2 separate regions of the Mus musculus genome follow, and region 2 is linked to region 1. Evidence: chromatin contacts called from ENCODE Hi-C data. All regions are on one chromosome and are shown on one strand. The core of a region is the stretch at or near the end of the contact, and the rest is flanking DNA. Distances in the headings are between cores, read along the strand shown.

Region 1 (6,950 bases), core at 2,005-4,504:
GGGGACCTTTGGGATAGCATTGAAAATGTAAATGAGGAAAATAACTAATTTAAAAAAAAAAATAAATAAAATGGCTACTCCAGCTTGAAAAAAAAAAAAAGAAAGAGTGATTTCCTTGGCTTATCAGGGAGGGTGCAGTCTCATCATAGGCATCCTTATAAGTAGAAGAGAGAGGCAGAAAAGTCAGTGTCAAAGTAAGCTGAGTGATGCAAGAGAGTCTATTGGACATTGCGAGGTTTGAAGAGGGAGGGAGGAAGCTCAATCCAAGGGATGCATGGAAACTCCAGTAGCTGAAAAAGCCAACCACAAAACTTGGATTCTCTGAGATCCCACAGAAGACAGCATTGCCCATCCACTTCTTAATTTGAACCTGGTTAGAGTCACATTGAACTTCTGATTCTAGCTCTGTACAATAATAAATGTACGTTTTGAGCCACTTTGTAGTAATTTGAAAACAATAGGAAATAAAAACACCATGCTAACTTTAGGCTATTTCTATCCACTTGTCTCTGACTCTAGTAAGCACTGCCACAAAGCCCTGATCATTCGATTTATACAAATGAAGACACCTCAACCTTAAAGGTCCACAGACGCTTCTTAGTTAGGGTTTTATTGCTGTGAAGAGATACCATGACCAAGGCAACTCTTATAAAGGACAACATTTAATTGGGGCTGGCTTACAGTTTCAGAGGTTTAGTCCATTATTCTGAGAAGCACTGTAGTGTGCAGGCAGACATGGTGCTGGAGAAGGAGCTGAGAGTTATCCATCTTGATACAAAGTCAGCAAAAGGAGACTATGTCTTCCGAAAGCAGTTAGGAGGAGGCTCTCTTTCCACACTGGGAATAGTTTGAGTGTAGAGACCTCAAAACTCACCCCACAGTGACATACTTCCTCCTATAAGACCACATCCTCAAATAGTGCCACTCCCCATGGGTCACACATTCAAAACACATGTGTCTATGGGAGCCAAACCTATTCAAACCACCATAGTGCTATTGTCTGGATATGTCTTGAGTATGTCCCCTAAGGGCTCCTCATTGGAAGCTCAAGGTTGGGGAGGTAATGGAATGTTTAAAAGAGGTGGGGTCTTCTGTAAGCTGATTGGGTCACTAAGGAGATGAATATGGGTCTATAAGATAATCGTCAGAGAGCCCAGCCCTTCCTTCTCTTTGGCTTCCTGTCTCACTATGTGAGTTTTCCCATTTACATGTCCTTTCCACGTGATAGCCACTGCCATGTTGCAATGTAGCCAGAGGTGCCACTCCAGGGCTGCCACTGTGTTGTTTAGGATTTCAGTTTTTAAAACTATGGCTAAATAAACCTGGTTTCTTTCTAAACTACCCATCCTTAGCTACTTTGTCACAATGCAAAACAAACTAATAAAAATGACTTGTCTACAGTGTCTCTCCCTCAGTGAAATACAGGCCTGGGGTATAGGGCACTGAAGCCAAAACTGCCTTTGTTTCAGACCTGGATGGTGCAACCTGTTAGACTCACTCCCCAGAAGCTGAGCAAAGAAAATTTAGGTTTTTTTTTTTCAAAAACGCTCCCTATGTAGACGACAAAAATAAAGCATTATTTTGGTCTAACAACTGGCTCTGATGGCTACTTCGCAAACATGGAAGGAGCAGGGTGAGACACAAAACTCAGCCTTGAAGCTTGGCTGAAAGCAGTTCCATTTAACAAGCTGGCCAGGCCCTTGGAGTCATGTTCAAAATGCTGTTTTTATTGTTTGTGCTTTTGCTTTTGTAATTAATTAATTGCCACTAATGCTTTTTTTGTTATTTTTTAATAATTAATTAGCAAGCACTGGGAGCAGGCAGCAACTTTTTCATAGATTGCATAAGCACGCAGAGATAAGAAATCGGCATCGTTGCTAGAGTGCGCATTCACGGATTACTGGGCTGCTCACACGAGAATTACACACTAATTCAACTACAATAAAAAATTACACTTGAAGAGCTTATTATATACTATTCCTTCCCCTTCTGAGGAATGTTTGAGCAGCAGCCTAGCACGGCTGCCATGGCAACTATAATGCAAAATTGGCAGTAACTTTATGAATTGCAAATTCCTCTAAGGGTGTTGGGGAATTTTTTTTTCTCCCTTCCATTTTTAACCATCTCATATGCATTATCCCAGCAATATGTTAAACAAGATTTGGGGGAACTCAGCAATTACTTGGAAACAGGCTGTGTTTTAGAGCCTCAAATTCCATTTTTCTAACGAAGGCACGTGTTCACAGGGAACCCCCAGTTTACCTGCTTTTAATGTTCCCTGTTTTTAACTGAGCTCTTAACATACTGATCACCCTCACCTTTTCTGAGGAGGGTCCAGGTATTCTAACAAATGGACTTGCTATATTCCTTCCCAACGTCTGCCCTAGCAGTTCTCTGAAAATGATGAAAGGGGACAGATAGTCTCAGTTTAAAACAAAAAGAAGAAAAACAATAATCTTACAACCGGCCTCCCCCCTCCAAGTAAATTCAGCTGTGATTCTACATTAAAACGGTCACTAAAAGAATGGTCAGTCCTTCTTGTTTTCCTCCCTCAATCCTATCACGCATGAAGAACATGACAACGGGAAGCAGGCAGCACCCAACATGGTTTGCCTGACTCGGGATTTAAACACTTGCAAAGGTAACCCAAACCATGCTGTTCTGCACGGCTAGTGGTCCTCCTCACTTAAGATGACTGGGATTGAGAGGGGAGTCACCCACCCACAGTATCATGTCACCTTCTACCTCTGATTTTTCTACCTCTGATATTTGCCTCGTTCATGTCACAAGTCTGTTGCAAAAATCACATGAGACAATGTGTTTGAATACTGCCATGTCTCATGAAAATATGACAACGCAGAATTCTGATTTTCAATTTTGATACAACTCTTAATAATTAAAAAAAAAAAGCATAAATGGCCTTTATTCTCTGAGTCTAGTACCAGGAAGAAAAGTGATAGTTTGCCAAAAAATAGTTCAGGTCTTGAGAAACCCTCTGAAATGAATGTAGGAACAAAAATATGAATGGAATCCTACTCTATGACAAAAGACATAAATGGTTGCCTCTCCAATTGGAGAGAACTGTCTGTTTGCAACGAGTGACACAGAAAATGACTTTGTGCAGCACATCTCTAAGAGAAGAGTCTTTCGGTGTCGTCTGTACAGGGCACACAGCAGCATTGTGAGAAGATGAGGAATCTGCTGATGCTCTCTGTTCTGTTCTGTTTCATAGCAACCCCCTATGGTCAGTAGAACACTAACTGTCTCCTACCATTAGACAATAGTCTTCAGAAAGGATGTGCCGCAGAACAGCTGATGGACATGAATTATTTTAGACGAGGTAACCAGAGGAATCCAAGAAGCCTTAAGAGACAGGCTCTTGCGTTGCCCTGAAGAATTTCTGGCCCTAGCTTCCTTCTTTCCTGTCTTCATTTAACCAACATTTACTGAAATTAGATTGTTTTCTGCCCCCAGAAAATAAAGGAAAGGAGCCCACAAGGTCTCATTCACAAAAACCTTTCCAACTGACTGGGAGCAGACTGCACAGCCCCCTCCTCACTCCAACAGGGTTATGAGACAGAAAAGACAAAGCACAGAGGGCAAAGGGGAGAATGGAGACGCATCCTGCAAAGTGGTCAATGAGTTGTGTGGTGCAGGAGCATCCTGCGTGATAAACAGATGGTAGGGACACCGCAGAGGAGAAAGCACTTAGAAAGTCCAGAGAGATGAAACCTGAATGCTGTTGAGGGGTCCGTAGATGGGGCACAAGAGGGTAAAGATAGAAGACCAAAGAACCTTTCCAAAGTGCATCCAGGTCCAATTTGACAGTCTGTGTATAGCAGAGAGGATGTATGTATATATATTAATAAGGAGAAAGGATGCTGTTATCAGACCCGGGTTTTAGGAAGGGCCCAGCAGGGATAGCAGATTCTTTCAAACAAGTCTAGTGGTCAGTCACATCATTCATGTGTCTCCTAGGACAGCCTGCTCTCTTCAGCACGGACCTGAAACCCAATTGCCCCCGCAGACTTGAGATGTTTGCTGCAGCTACAGAAAGGAAGTTAGAATCTGCTGTCCTCCACAACTTCCCGAAGAGCAAGGAAAACATTGGAAAACTGTCAGCCCGCTCTCAGAAGGTGAGCGCACAGATTGCAAAGCGTTTCCACCTCTCCAGCTTGGCAGTGATACAAAAATGCGGTCGGTTCCCTTCCCTCCAAGTAACTCACAGCAGATGCTGATGCCCTTAGCCTCTTCCCCAGCTACAGTTCCCAACATCATTTCCTTCCAGAGGTCAGGCATATGGAGCTCATTAAATTCTACACAGCAACATTCAAACCGTGTGAAACTTTTTGTTTGCAGTGCAATTTAATGTTGAGTTTGATTTAAGAGGAACTGCATATTCTTGGTCCTGGGATGGAAGCCTATTCATCCAGAAGTTTAAAGCCTGGTTTAGGATGATGGGTTGGAGAATTGCAGCTTATGTTGAGAATTTTTAAAGGTGGAAGCACGTCCTGTCTTAGAAATTATCTACTCCAGCTTCATCTTTCATAGAGTGGAAAAAACCAAGGTCTGGACCATTCACATGGTAGAGGTAGAGCCTACAAACTGGGTGTCCTCATCCTTGGCCCAACAGCACTGCTATCCTTGACTCCCCATAGATCAACATACAGAAAGAAAAGACAAACAACCTTTCTCATCCAAGGTAAAACTCACTTCAAAATGAAAATGGCCACCCATTTATAATGTGCTAGTTCTCTCATATTCTATTATAAAAATAAGAACATTAAGACTTTTTCTTGAAAACAACTGGCTTCTGATTGCTACAAGACTATAATATATATAATATGTGGAATGTAGTAGCTAGGAATTTAAATAACTTCCTCAGAGTTATGTGGCATAGTAAAGTGGGAGTCTTGGTGTCTTCACCTGTAAATGGGTAAGATGGTTCTCAGAGTTGGATGTTTTGTTTACTTAAACTTTAAGGGAAATGCTTAAAAATCAGTGGCTGTTGTATTTTGAAGGAGTGGGAGGGCTTCAGTCTGCTTAAACAGACTCATCAAATACTCTTCCAACTGCAGCCTAAAACCTCTGAACCCATGAGCAAAAATTAAACATTTGCTACTCTTGTACTCATTATCTCAGGTACTAGGTCATGAGGGAAAAGCTATCACACACACACACACAGAGCCTATGACTGAGTTTTATCAACTTCATTTACTAATATTAGCCCTCCAGTGCATCGAATCACTTGTTTAAAATGAAACCCAATTGTGAAACCACTTTCCCACCACTGAGGATTCTTACAGACTTGGTTTCTTGAAGAGAAGTGGAGATGCTTTCTATTTATTGGACCAGGCTCAGGAACCTTGGGGAAGTCACTTGCCATGGAACCAGAGCCTGCTCCCAGGATAAGAAGGTAAGAAACGAGGGTGTGGACGACTCTAGGTCAGACCCAGGGAAGGTAGAATTCTCTGGAAGTGTTTGTGAGAGTAATATTCCATCTCCAAAACAACTGCATGTTACTAACACAAGCAGGAAGGATTACTGTAGCTCTTGAAGAAGAATTTTTACTCTGCAGGAAGGATACAATGAAAGAAAGAGCCTGTGAGCTACACGACCCCCAAGCAGCCTGTGGGAGAAAAAGAATGCCTTGGGCCAACCAACTTTGCCCCTATTCAGGATAAACTATCTCCTACTTCTCACACACACACACACACACACACACACACACACACACACACACACACATTGAAGGGTAGACCACACACCTCCTGTGCTCTGCCAGCAACTTTCAGAAATGAGGGTCAATTCCATCCCTGCTACTTGTACTTCAAGACCTCATCCTTCACACTGTTATCACCATAACCCTATCATTACGCTGCTTGTTAGTCATGATTAAAACAATAAACAAAGGGAAAAGTCTTTCCCTGGTGAGCATGAATAATTGCAGATGAGCACATCTTGTTTGGGCCCCACACCGTGTAATGTTATATGCTATTACCAACAGTATTAGAGGATGTTTTATTGCCTGATACAATTTCTTTCTAATTGTACTATCTGCTCCCTTCAGATTCCAATCTCATCCTGAAGGCCCAACAAAGTAACCCAGAGGGAGTTTATAGCTCTTGCCTGCAATTTATGGAAAAAGTCTTTCTCCTTGGTGATATAACCCTGAAGCAAAAAATGTGAAACCAAGCAGAAAGAGGCAGGGCATGCTTTGACTACCAGACATTAAAAGGAAGAGCATATGGGATATGAGCCTTGCTGCTGGGGTAACTAGCAAGGAGAAGAAGTCTAGGGGATCATGTGCCATACACCAGCAAGCTCACACTAGAAAACCAGTTCACTCAATGGGCTGGCTCAGTCCTGAGGCTGCAAACAGCTAGGATTTCTTTTGTCCTCTCTCACTGGCTCTGTCAGCTCTTTCCTCGCTCAACAAGAATGCCTCTGGCATATGAGAAAGTAGTTTATTCACATCCAGAGGTTAGAAGAACCTAATTTCAGGTATCTTAAAAATGCATCTGCTGATCTATCTTTAAAAGTCATCTCTCACCCAATTTTAGGTCCTTTGTTCTTTTAGTTTGTGGGGAGGGGGCTGTCAGTCTCCTCTACTAGCTTGTCCATCTTTCCTTTTCTCTTTTCTTCCTAACCCATTCACTGTGCTGCCTCTGGCACCCAGACCAGGATAAATAGGGACAAGGGCAAGGTCTATAAACTGGTGATCTTGTAATCCTTTGAAGATGTTTTTTTTTTTTTTAAGTAAGATGACCAGATGCTGGCTCTGGCATATCCTTGTACTTTTGGGGGGACTCTTGAAGAGATATTTCCTTTCCTCAGTTTGTTCTATAACTGCAGCTCTCACACTACCCATGTTCCTAACTGAACCCCTAAATGTGTTCTTGGGCTTAAAAGATTCCATATGGTTTCCTTTGCAAACTGGCAGGAAGTCC
Region 2 (6,950 bases), core at 1,556-4,055, 170 kb before region 1:
AGATAGTGCAGCTAAGTGCCTAGAGAGCCACAAACATACGAGCGGGCCCTGTTCAGCTCTCTACTCTGTTCCTTCATAGCAGTTGGATTATTTAGTTTATTTCTTTGTGCTCTTGCTATATAGCTTTCACTACGCTGGGATTTGCCCTGGATGAGACAGTGTGTCCGTTCCGGTTACTCATGACGGCTATTTGGAATTTCACTCACTGTAATAGAAGATCCAAATACATATGCTCTATGTCTGCGCACCATTGTGAATGCCTAGCAATTTAAAAGATACTTAGGTGATTCCCAAATTATTATTATTATTAACAGAAAAAGTAGGTAAATATTTAAAGCTAGTGGCAACTTTATAGACAAATTATATAACCTGTTTTCTAAATGCTGCTACTAACCCATGGGTGAAAAGGACCAACATACAAGCAAATTACTAAAGACTTGGACTGTTAACAACTAAAACTAGACCCAAGGAACATATGTGTACTTCTTTTCCTTAGTGAATATTGGGATCATACATTCAAAGTGATAAATAGAACACAGAACCTCTTCACCTAGGTTCTAATTAGATTCCAAGCACAGTGGGATTCTACTGCACACACATAGAGTAAAAACAACCAGAGCTTAGCATGTTCCTGCTGCGCTGTCTCATCTCCAAAGCTAAACAGTGACGTTGACTCTTGACTCAGACAAGTGACTTCCTTCAGCCAGTGATGCTGTGGCTGGGTTTCTATTGCTGTAGTAAAACACATGACCCTAAGCAACTTGGGGAGGAAAGGATTTATTTCTCTTATATTTCTGTATCATAGTCCATCACTGAAGGAAGACAGAGCAGGAACTCAGGGCAGGAATTTGGAGGCAATAACTGGAGCAGAGAGACCTTGTAGGAGTGCTGCCTACTGGCTTGCTCAGTTTGTTTTCTTATACACCCCAAGACCACATGCCCCAGGGCAGTACTGTTCACAATGTGTTGGGCCTTCCCACCTTAATCATTAATCAAGAAAATGCCCTATAGATTTGCCTATAAACCATACAGAGGCATTTTCTTGATTAAGTGTCTATCTTTCCAGATGACCCTACTTTGTGTCGAGTTCACATAAAAACTAGCCAGCACAAATGGGATATTAATAAAAGTGATACAAGCAGAGATTTGAATAGTGCCTGTAGGTTGGGACTTTGTCCCTTCCTACATGTCAGGCCAAACCCGCTGGGGGGGAAAATGTCCAGAAAGCATGAATATCACCCCTCAGCTCAGTTCAGGCCGAGCCTGGTCAACCTGCCTACCACTTAGCTCAGCTGCATCAGCAAGCAGCACCAAGATCAGCAGAATTTTCTCACTGGTGTACAGGTGCACGCTCCACTGAATTTTAGAAGGGTTTAGTTTATAGCTTTATAGTTGTTAATAGCTAAGTAATACAACAGTCTCATGGAGCAATAAAAATTAATTACCAGCAAAACAAATGTTTAAAATGCTAGCATGACTCTTTATTAGAATATAGAGCAGTTTTAGTTCCAGGGTTTGGTTTCTGTACAACACACACCTTCACCCCAACCACATTCCCATCACTGGGGGCTAAGCGGGACAGGGAAGGACACACTTAAAGGACAGATGTGAAGAAGTACAGCATGGTCAGTGCTGAGACTGTGATTGCCCCCTTCCTGGCACTGTTGGTGGACCAGAAATTCTCATAAACATCATCAAGGACTAAGAGAATGGCATCCTTGGCCTCTTCACATACGCACTAGGTCAGAGCAAACCCATGGGTACCATTGTCCATTAGCTCAAATGTGTAGGAGAAGGAGATCCCAATGTCTCCATCCCAGTCTTTTGAGGATCCTGACAGCATCTATAAATGAAACCAGGAAGATAAAATGTAGAAATCAGACTTCGAAAGGTGGAACTCCATCATCATGCCATGGAATAAAGGCTTCTCCAGTAAAATGATGGAGCTGTTTCTGACTAGGACCACTTCATCCTTGGTTAAAAGCCCCTGTGGAGCCTGCGTTTTTATTTGGCTTCTTGCTTTTCCTTGTGCCTGGAACATAGCAGAGACTTGGCTAAAATTTCTCAGTTGATCAAAAAACGAGGCAGCATCAAATTGCAAGGCAAGAATGGAATGGACTAATTCTCACAAAGGAATGTAAAAAACAGACAGACAAATGAATCACAGGACAATTATGACACAAATATTAGCTAGGTGGGCCCCAGGAGCTAAAGGCAGGGTTGTAGATGGGGGGTAGTATGTGGATCACAAGGTGGGTAGTGTGGGGATTAGGAGGTGGGTGTGAGGTTGTACTTTAGATTTGGAGAAGGAGCATTCGCTGTCAGCTGAAATCTCTCTTTTGACTATTTCCCCAGCCTTAACCCTAATCTGCTTTCCTGGCAGGTGGATCCTCTGGGACTGCCACCAACTGACCAAGGCTCAAAGGACAATCCCCTTCCTGTTAACTCCTGTGCCTTCTGACTTGCCAGCTCTTTTAAATTCAAGCCAGGGAAAATTCTGGTTTGAGCCAGCATATCATTGTTTTTCCTTTGCACTCACACCATATCCTCAGAGAGCATAATACTGAATCACACAGACTTGCTTTTATCTTTGGTCATTTTTGATTTGTCCAGCTCTCTGTGGGTCTTAGGAACTCCTACTCTTTGGCCCGACTCACGTTCTAAACTTCATTGATTTCTCCTGTGCCTTGGATACCATTAAAGAAGAAGAAGGAGGAGAAGAAAAAGAGTATTCTTACATAAAATATCTGCACTCGATCCAACTCTATAATTGGTTCCGTGCTTTGCTTTCAGTGTGCTTGCCGCCTTCTGTCCAACTTGAATCTGTAGGTGGGAAATGCCGAGAGAGTTGCTGTTAAAAATAAATCCGACAATCCAAGAGTTTTATATTTTGTACAGATCTACCCCTGAGGTTTTAGACTTTCTCTCTTACCTCCTGTTGAGCATTTATGTCTAGGTAGCCTGTTGGTACCCCACACTAACCACACCCACCTTTCTTTTCATATGTCTTTCACCAATGAGACTGTCCTGACTTTCCTATTTCTGGTCCTGCATAATGGTACTACAGCACATGTGTAAAACTCTGTAGATTTCCTTAGCTTCTTTTTTCTCCCCTTCAAAGTCACCAATGTTGATTTCCATTGCTATTACTCTATCTCAGACTCATTACCCCAAAATTAGTCTGTTGCATCTTCTAATGCATTCCTTGTTTTCCCATCTATCTTTATCACAGTTGATCCCACGTGGCCTCCAGATGCACATATCCATGTTCTTGATCCTGCTGAAAGCTTCCAGTAATTGCTCACTGCCCACTGAAATAAACACAAACTACCTAGCCTAGATTTTGAGATCTTCTATCATGTGTTCCTAACCCACCATTCCAGCATAATATATTTTATACACTTACCCCACATTGTAGAAAAACTTCCTTGCTGTCCCTTAGCTTCTCCTTCTTTTCTCAGGCTGCTGCCTGGACCTAGAATCTCTACCTACCAGAATTTACCCAACCTTGAGGGACTTTCTCAAATGACAGCTTCTCCATACATCTCTTCCTGCTCTCCCCTCTGGCTTCTCTTTCTTCCCATGTTGTCTCTTTCACATCACTTAGCTCATAGTCTGTTGTGGTTTCACCCACTCACTTTTTCTTACAGATGTTTGATACATCCCTCTACTTCCACGTCTCCTGATTCTACAAGAAATCTCTCAGAACTAGAAGATCTGTTAAGTGTCAGCCTTCCTTTCTGCAGATTCTCTTCCAAGATCAGTCACGACTAAAGCTCATCACTTGTCAGACTTCTGGTAAGTTCTCTTCTTACTGACCTCCTGATAAAACTTTCTACATAAGGTTGACAGACCTTCTAAGAGTTTCTGATTCCAGATATCCCAACGTTATAGCCAATCCACCAGATGCTTAGATTCTACACAGACTTCACTGAAACCACTTGTCATTCCTGCCTGCACTGTGATGTTCAAAGGTGTTGGTCACAGGCGTCCAGGCTGAACTTGAATGTGTATCAGTTCTCCCCACTCTGTCCTTTAGGAATGGCTTAGTTTTAGAACCCTTTCTCCTTTTCTTTTCTGAAATTCACGGATGAGTGCTAAAATGTGATGTAGTGGTGCTTGGGTAGGGTTGGGAGGAGACTAGAGAAATTCCAAAGGAAGAACTAAGTAGTGGTGGTAGTAAGGGGGTAGGGCAGCAGCATCCTTTAGGTACTTGGGACATTCTGTATGTACTACAGACACACACATACACACATATACACACACACTCACACACACAGACACATACAGACTCACACACTCATACACAGACTCACACAGTGACTCGTGTGCACACACACACACACACACACACTCACACATATATACACACATACTCACACACATACACACTCACACTCACATTCACTCATACACACACACACACACACATAGACTTACACACTCATACACAGACTCTCACACACACACACATACAAACACCTTTGCAAGCACTTCTTTCTTCTCTCCCCTCTCTGCTGGGAATTCCTCCATCTCTGCTCATTCACCTATTCTTTCTCTTTTCACCCAAAACAATTCTGAGTCTGTCTTAGTTCCTGGGGTTGTGTTGTCCAAAGCAGAGAAATGGGGTAGAGAAAGCCAAGGAAATGCTGGGAATAAAGCAGTCACATCATTCACCCTGGGAAGAGGATATTGTGAGAGAAAGGGAGAGTCGGGGAGGAGAAAAACTCTGGTAAGAAAATGAATAGGCCAGAGAAAGGCTGCAGGGAGCTGCGGTGTGTCATCCTTGAAACACAGAGCAGTTCTGGGGTCAGTGGACAACGACTCGCCAACTACACTCACGTGTCGTCTGGCAAAGAAAAGGATTGTTCCTAATCAGCGTAACTCACGTGTGTCCCTCTGCTTCTCTGAATAAAATTCCATGCCAGCTGGTCTGAGCGGGTCCTTATCTCTATTTGTGTCACATGAATCAGCCCCAAGCCACATTTTTTAATCCAAATTATTCCTTGATTGTGTATGTGTGTGTGCTTTTTTTGTTTGTTTGTTAGTTTTTTTTCCTCCATTTCTGAAGCTCACGCAAAACAACTACTCCATAGCCAGCCTATATTTATTTTATTCTCTGAAGTTCACTTTCTTTACATCTTAGGGGTGGGATAGCAAACTCGTTTTCCCTTCTTTGTTGGCAAAGACTCTTAGGATTTTTTTTTCTATTATTAATTACTATGAGGAAGTAGAAAAGAGAATTGTGATTCTAGCCTACAGATAGATTTTCTCCTTTCTGAGAAGATGAAAGAAAGATTCCAGAGATTTCTTTTTGTTGTTTTGTTTGTGTTATGTTTGGGGCTTGGGGGTTGTTTGTTTTTGTTTTGTTTTAATTTTTGAGATAGGGTCTCACTGTGTAGCTCTAGTTGGCTTGGGACTTGCTTTGTAAACCAAGCTGGCCTTAAACTCACAGAGATCCACTTGCTCTGGCCCCACATGAGGCCAAACACTCCTTAGAGTTACTTCATCTTAGGGCAGAATTCCTGAGTAGACTTTTCCCCTGAACTATACTGCGTGAGTATATAGAGCTGTTATCTGTAGCCATCTTTTCTACTTGAAGGTGCTTCCTAGTAAAAAAATGATAAAACCTCCTTTCCAGTGGAACATGATATATTGCTAAAGCTCTCTAGCCTGCTCAGCAGCTCTCGAGCTGGGCTGTAAGGACTTATTTACAAGCAGATGTACAGATGCTTCAGTTAAAGGCTCTGACGTGTCAGAAGAAGCCGCTTGAGACAGACTACAGAAGCTGATATGCAGAGTTCAATTATAAATAGTTCCAGCACATAAAACAATAAAATTCTGATGTATATGTATATATGTGTATGTGATTGTGTATGTGTATATGTATATATACAATTGTTCATATTGCTATAGCTTTTCCGTAGGAACCCAAAAATGCTGCCACAATTCAATAAGGTTGACACATAGTACATATTTCTTATACTTTCTATCAAAATTATGCTTACTGTTTAACACTCAAGACTGCGAAAGACACAGAAAAGCTGACTGGTTCCTTCATTTGGAACCGATGATTTACCAATATTTTCATTTTAAGATTACTTTCCAGTAGTTCCTGATCTAAGTCACTCCCTGTGGCCACAGTGCTCAAACAAGAAAAGCAACCAACAACAAGACACCCTCTGACTTTTGAATACAGATCGTATCATATCTCTACTTCTGAACCAAGAGGAGTGGTATTCTCATGAAAAGATATTGAGATATTATATTGAAAAATTATAATTTTCCCATGAAGACCTTTCTGTTGATCAAAGACACCTTTCCATTGAAGATCTGCAATGTCTCTGGTGATCTATCTGACTTTGTTTCAGTTCTCTCAAAGAGAAATCTATAGTAACTATCATGGAAACTGGGGAATGGGTCTAGTTCTAGGCTTCATAACTAATAACTGTATCTCCGTGAATTTCTCTATTAAAGGAAAAAGTGCCAGGGATTATAAGTGAGGGTAAAGGAGCACATGACTGACTAGAGATCTAAATTGATTAATGGCTTCAAAAAGTCAAAATTCCTTTCTAAGCAGAGGGTCTTTGTGAGGATGAAACAAGTGATTAAACATGTAGAGGACTAACCCAGAGGGACTGGTCTCCACCATCTTCTCCCTGCAGGGATTCTGGGAATGTAGCTAGCTTAAGCTCTCTTTATATATTCCCAAAAGGAGTTTATTGCGTCATCACAAGAGTCAAGCGAGATAATGGCTTTAAAATCCCTTTGCAAGTTGTAATAATCCAAGAAAATTTTAGTTACTTGTACATATTTCAAAATGATCATATAGTATAAATCTTGTAACTGTGAAAGGAAAAGGTGGCCTCAAGGAAGATATTTGGGGGATCTCTTTGATTTCTGGGGAAGGCTTCCTTCAGCAAAGGTCTTTAGTGGATTAGCATTTAGCT

The links. Hi-C counts contacts between places; a loop is a spot of excess contacts on that map.
Region 2: a loop to region 1 is called in a map of left cerebral cortex, with 2.9 times the contacts of the local background. The contact joins the enhancer-like site here to the promoter of 4933402D24Rik in region 1. A Hi-C loop is called at or near these places in 7 of 37 maps with a recorded cell type or tissue (heart, left cerebral cortex and v-Abl transformed pro-B cells).

The regions. Positions count from the first base shown.
Region 1 is chr1:63,765,571-63,772,520 of GRCm38, reverse strand. 4933402D24Rik (RIKEN cDNA 4933402D24 gene) reads left to right here and starts at 3,254. Exons shown (of 3, transcript NM_001256158.1): 1 at 3,254-3,340; 2 at 3,979-4,136. The coding sequence starts at 3,316.
Region 2 is chr1:63,930,577-63,937,526 of GRCm38, reverse strand. It overlaps the pseudogene Gm13754. Among named protein-coding and RNA genes, the nearest start is that of Gm13749, 31 kb to the left of the region's middle. Within about 2 kb of position 2,805, at least 1 of the 3 ENCODE cell types and tissues checked has a DNase peak (open chromatin) inside an H3K27ac peak, as active enhancers do; it is left cerebral cortex, where a contact is called at or near this core.